Regions from separate parts of the Homo sapiens genome. Here region 1 is linked to region 2. Evidence: read pairs that join two places in POLR2A ChIA-PET (ENCODE). Cell type or tissue: CD4-positive, alpha-beta T cell. All regions are shown on one strand. Links, peaks and the distances in the headings refer to the core of each region. The heading gives the core; the rest is flanking DNA. Region 1 has its middle 19 kb from the start of HNRNPLL. Region 2 overlaps GALM (galactose mutarotase).

Region 1 (2,919 bases), core at 317-2,816, 61 kb after region 2:
ACTGCAACCTCCACCTCCTGGATTGTAAGCAACTTTCTCTGCCTCAGCCTCCCAAGTAGCTGGGATTACAGGTGCTCCCCACCACCCCCAGCTAATTTTTGTATTTTTAGTAGAGACGGGGTTTTGCCATGTTGGCCAGGCTGGTCTTGAACTCCTGACCTCACGTGATCCACCCGCCTCAGCTTCCCACAGTGCTGGGATTATGGGAGTGAGCCACTGTGCCAGAGAAATTTTTTAAAATGGTGTGTGTGTGTTTTTTTTTTTTTTGAGATGGAGTCTCGCTCTGTCGCCCAGGCTAGAGTGCAGTAGCGTGATCTCGGCTCACCACAACCTCCGCCTCCCAGGTTCACCCCATTCTCCTGCCTCAGCTTCCCGAGTAGCTGGGACTACAGGCTCCCGCCACCAGGCCCGACTAATTTTTTGTATTTTTAGTGGAGACAGGGTTTCACCATGTTAGCCAGGATGTTCTTGATCTCCTGACCTCATGATCTGCCTGCCTCGGCCTCCCAAAGTGCTGGGATTATAGGCGTGAGCCACCACGCCCGGCCTAAATGGAGTTTTTAAACTGTTCTACACTAGAGGATGAACAGCCTGCTTTCTGTAGACCTCCTGATTACGTTATCCTTGATCTTATATACATTAGACTCTGGTTGGAGAGAAAAATACACACACACGCCAAACAGATTCCATTATTCTCAGTTTAGAAAAAAAACCTCATTAAATTTGTAGGTAGTACCTTAGTGATAGTGCTGATAGGAGGTGAACTAAATTCAAGAATGTCTGTTGAATCCATTACCTGCACTGAAAAAAAAAAAACCGGGATTTTACGCTTATACAGGGCCATTTTGACCTGGCTACATCAAAATGGCTGCTTAAAAATGTCCTGCTTCAGACTTGTGTTGTATTCGGTCTTGCAAACACATCCTATCCTGACCACCTCACTCCCTGCTCCTTAAAACTATACCCTAAAGAACACAGGAGCATTTGCCTGTGACACAGATCAGGAAGAATCCATTCACAAACAACCATAACAATATGCTTTTTACACATACTAGGAGCAGAGGTAAAGCCTATGCAAATTATTTTTCTTCATCATATCTTTTAGGTATAATTTTAAAATTCTAGACATTCAACGATCTGCAGGTGATTGGTAATACTATTTTGCTGGCTGCACAATGTGAAAATACTATAGCATATAATGAGAAGTAGGGAACAATTCTATCTTTTGTGGTCAAGGCCCTCACATGTCAGACATGTTGTGGTTTTCTTCTGCAAAAGAAGCGGGAGGTGGAATAGGGAAGTAAGGAGAAAAGGGAAATGACTGAAGAGATTCAGTCATTCATTCAACAAATACTCATTGAGCCCTACTGTGTTCCAGCACTATTCCAGGCACTGTTAATAGAAGCAAAACAAAGATCTCTGCATTTGGAATTCTAACTGGAATAAGGTTATACCGGACATGAGTATGGGAACTGTTGGTGCATAATGATGTGTAATGTTCTCATTTGAGTCTATAGTATACTTCTTATAGCTACGTTGGAACATACCGTAGATATTAAATGCAAATATTCACCTATGAGAATTCTTTTTTTGAGACGGAGTCTCGCTCTGTCGCCCAGGCCGGACTGCAGTGGCGCTATCTGGGCTCACTGCAAGCTCCATCTCCTGGGTTCACGCCATTCTCCTGCCTCAGCCTTCCGAGTAGCTGGGACTACAAGCGCCCGCCACCGCGCCCAGCTAATTTTTTTGTATTTTTAGTAGAGACGGGGTTTCACCGTGTTAGCCAGGATGGTCTTGATCTCCTGACCTCGTGATCCGCCCACCTCGGCCTCCCAAAGTGCTGGGATTACAGGCGTGAGCCACCGCGCCCTGCCGAGAATTCTTACAGCAATTGTGGTGGTGCTGTTCTTGATGCCATTGGTGAGCCAACATTTACCACATACAAGAAGGTGTGTAGAAACCCAAAACTGAAATTAGAGGTAGGAAATATGGCTGGAAAATGTTATAGAAATGCCATATATATATTTTTTTTTCAATTTTGTGAGCATTTATTTGTTAATTTCTAAAGTTCTCGCTCCCTTTAAAATATGTCCCTTCTTCCCCCCCAACTTTTATTCCAGCTGCAGGGGGTATATGTGCAGGTTTTATACATGGGTAAATTGCATGTCACAGGGGTTTGGTGTTCAGATTATTTTCTCACCCAAGTAATAAGCATAGTACTCGACAGGTAGTTTTTTGATCCTCACCCTCCTCCCACTCTTCACCCTCGAGGAGGCTCCAGTGTCTGTTGTTCCTTTATTTATGTCCATGTATACTTAATGTTTAACTCCCACTTCTAAGTGAAAACATGCAGTATTTGGTTTTCTGTTCCTGAGTTAATTTGCTTAGGATAATGGTGTCCAGCTCCATCCATGTTGCTGCAAAAGACATGATTGCATTCTTTTTTATGGCTGCATAGTATTCCAGGGTGTATATTACCACATTTTCTTTAACCAGTCCACCACTGATGGTCATCTAGGTTGAATTCCATCTCTTTATAGCCTCATATTTTTGTGGTACTGTGGCTTCTTCCTGGTCTTTGTTACAGGAAAGACATTTAAGTGATGTCAGCTATAAAAAGGCTAAAGTTTGTCATCTGAAAGATAAAACACCAGAATCTCTACCTTTAGTTTCATCAACATTTTCCAGGTCTTTCTTCTATATCACCACCTAAAAATCACTTATGATCTTATGAAAGTATAAATTCCAGAGAACAACAATTTGTTTTGAAGACTGTGATAGACACTGCTAGTTACCTGTTTAGTGACCATTTCCCACTTCTTTCTTGTTGAGATAATTCTAATTTTATTAGGGCAGCAATGGCAGTTCCTGGTATAGATACGAACTTTTCCAGCCAAATCGGGGGCCACGTGACATGGT
Region 2 (2,919 bases), core at 137-2,636:
GAAGATGCAGAGGCCCTTGACTCCAGGTCTGGCTTGGTGATCATCCACTCCTACCGGAGTGCCTTGGAAGGCTGGTGCCCCCATCCACCTTCAAACCTGAAGTTAGTGGCTGTGGATTCAAGCTACGCTTACTAAGATAGAGGTTGAAAATCCCTAATCTGAAAATCTAAAATCTGGGGCCAGGTGCGGTGGCTCACGCCTGTAATCCTAGCACTTTGGGAGGCTGAAGCGGGTGGATCACCCGAGGTCAGGAGTTCGAGACCAGCTTGGGCAACATGGTGAAACCCCATCTCTACCAAAAATACAAAAATTAGCTGGGCGTGGTCGTGGGCGCCTGTAATCCCAGCTACTAGGGAAGCTGAGGCAGGAGAATTGCTTGAACCCAGAAGGTGGAGGTTGCAGTGAGCCGAGATCGTGCCACTGCATTCCAGCCTGGGCAACAAGAGTGAAACTCCACCTCAAAAAAAAAAAGAGGACAATCTAAAATCTGAAATGCTCCAAAATCTGAGCTTTTTGAGTGCCAACATGACGCTCAGAAGTAGTCACTGGAGCATTCCAGATTTCGAGTTTTCAGATTAGGAATGCTGAACAAATAAGTATATATAACGCAAATATTCCAAAATCTGAAAATCTCCAAAATCCAAAACATTTCTGGCCTCAAGTATTTTGGATAAGGGATATTCAATCTGTGGTATACGGAAGGAAGTTCATTGACCGCGCTTTTGGGTGGGGTCTATGATCTAGGAAACTATTCAGCCTCTGAAAAGAGATTCAGAAATACCCGTCACTCCAAGTCCCTGCAGGATTGGAAGAGTCGTAAAAAGCCTTAGTAAACCTAACATTCCCATATTGTCTCCTTCATTGGAACACACTGGCAGATGGAATACTGCATGCATAATTTCTCTTTTTATTTCTAATCTATTCCTTTAGATCTCCCCTCCCTATTATTAAATAGGATGTCCTAAGTATGCAAAAAATGTAAAAAACAGAATTATCACCGAGTTTTTTACCTACATAAAACAATACTTTCTTCTATTTCTGTCGTTTGTTTCTGAACTTATTTTAAGAAGTAGATCCTCTTAGGTCTGAGGGTTTTTGTTTTGTTTTTGTCTTTTGTTTCGTTTTTAAGATTTTTTTTTTTTTTTTAAAGACGGAGTTTCACTCTTGTTGCTCAGGCTGGAGTGCAATGGCGCAGTCTCAGCTCACTGCAACCTCCGCCTTCCAGGTTCAAGTGATTCTCCTGTCTCAGCCTCCCGAATAGCTGGGATTACAGGCCCACGCTACCATGCCCAGCTTATGTTGTATTTTTAGTAGAGACGGGGTTTCACTATGTTGGTCAGGCTGGTCTCAAACTCCTAACCTCAGGTGATTCACTCATCTCGGCCTCCCAAAGTGCCGGGATTACAGGCATGAGCCACAGCACCTGGCCTTGTTTTTAAGATTTCAAGAAGGATGGTGAAAGTTCCTGAGGATAAGGAACCCGCAAGTGAAGGGTCAACTTTTTTAAAGGGAGAACTTTGGAAATTTTACAAGAACCAATTAACTCTGCAATTTGGGAAAATTCTAGAAAACAGAATCCAGCAGATCATCAGCAAACTCCTGAAACAGTATAAAAAGGTGAGATATTACTAGCTGACTGTGAACACCATCTTGCGGTAGAAAATCAGGCCAAAGTGAGTCAAGTATAGTAGACAATGATGAGTTCTTCAGATAAAGAGGAAGTAATAGATATAATCTACAGAGTTTAGCTAAGCTTTTTATTCTGTCTGATATGATATCCTCCTCAATGAGCTAAACTGTTACCTTTAGGAGGGAATGAGGTAGTTCAGAAGGGATCACTTAAGGGGGGTTGTCAGCAGCTCTACACCACTCTTATGTGGGCAGTTCAAGTGGTCCCCCACTGGGGTTTATCCCTCTGCTGGGTTGATTTTAGTGTCTTAACCAACAACTTCATAAAGGGCTTCTAACAGCAGCTGACAAATAGTAGGTAGTGTTATTACTATGAAATTGAGAATATGCCTTTATTAAGCTAAAAAAACCAGGTCTTCTAAATCCAAGTCCAGTGCTCTTTCCACGGTACTGCGCAGGGCAGGACTGGCCCACCCAAACCCCTGGGAGGAGCTGGCAGGCTCACAGGGGAAGCACACACATATTGGCAGCATATCTAAAGGAGCTGGACCATGCCCATTTCCAAAGCTCCAAGGGTGGAAGGCACCTTAATTGGAACAAATTTGCAGGGAGTAGACGTGGAATAAGGGAAGCAAATATAAGCACATGTTACAATTAGATTCTGAGAGGGAGTTCTTGAAACAGCTAGTTACTTGTCTGAAGCAAACGGGAAACAGGTACTTCTCTTGGCAGTACAATGTAATCATTCTGTCTTTCTCTATAATTTTCAATTATTGAGCACCTACTATAAGCCCTCTGCTGGGCCCTTTTCATCATCATGAGGGTGACCTCACTGCCACAGCAATTCCACACTACTCTGATCTCTCTAGCCACAGCCCAGGACATTCCACAAAGCACGAAGCAGGAAAGAAGAAACAAGTTCACTTACCTGGCCTGCCAGGTTGAAGTAAGAATGGTTGGTCAGGTTGACTGGTGTGGCCTGACTGGCTTGTGCTCTGTAGTTGACTATGAGCTCTCCGCCATCCAGGGTGTATGTCACCCAGACTTTTAACTCTCCGGGGTAGCCTTCTTCACCATCTGGACTGATGCGCGAGAACTGGACGCCATTTGACAGCACCCGAGGGGTCCAGAGCACCTGGAAAAAAGTGTTTTCAAAGTTGTGTAGTTGCTCCATCCTCAAGCTAAATGCCATATTTCAATATTTAAAGACAACTGATTTCACAAGGAAAATGGTTATACAATCAATTAAGACTTTTTAATGATAGCCTGGATTTTTTTTTTTTTTGAGAC

The links. ChIA-PET counts read pairs that join two places held together with the same protein. Peaks named below come from ENCODE experiments on the same cell type or tissue, not always from the same donor. Only the 100,000 strongest peaks of a DNase experiment are listed, where the experiment ranks them.
Region 1: POLR2A ChIA-PET joins it to region 2 with 5 read pairs; 9 of 35 experiments call an interaction of 5 or more read pairs at or near these places.

What each region holds. Positions count from the first base shown.
Region 1 is chr2:38,620,778-38,623,696 of GRCh38, reverse strand. No RefSeq gene overlaps it. Among named protein-coding and RNA genes, the nearest start is that of HNRNPLL, 19 kb to the right of the region's middle. In CD4-positive, alpha-beta T cell, for the core only: no CTCF peak of the experiment used is centred there; a DNase peak (open chromatin) is centred at 1,266.
Region 2 is chr2:38,681,125-38,684,043 of GRCh38, reverse strand. It overlaps GALM (galactose mutarotase), which reads right to left. Exons shown (of 7, transcript NM_138801.3): 3 at 2,558-2,764. It overlaps LOC124905993 (a long non-coding RNA gene), which reads left to right. Exons shown (of 3, transcript XR_007086292.1): 3 at 1-161. Among named protein-coding and RNA genes, the nearest start is that of GALM, 16 kb to the right of the region's middle. In CD4-positive, alpha-beta T cell, for the core only: a CTCF peak has its summit at 1,663; DNase peaks (open chromatin) are centred at 1,163 and 1,663; H3K4me3 peaks cover 1,718 bases; H3K27ac peaks cover 1,441 bases.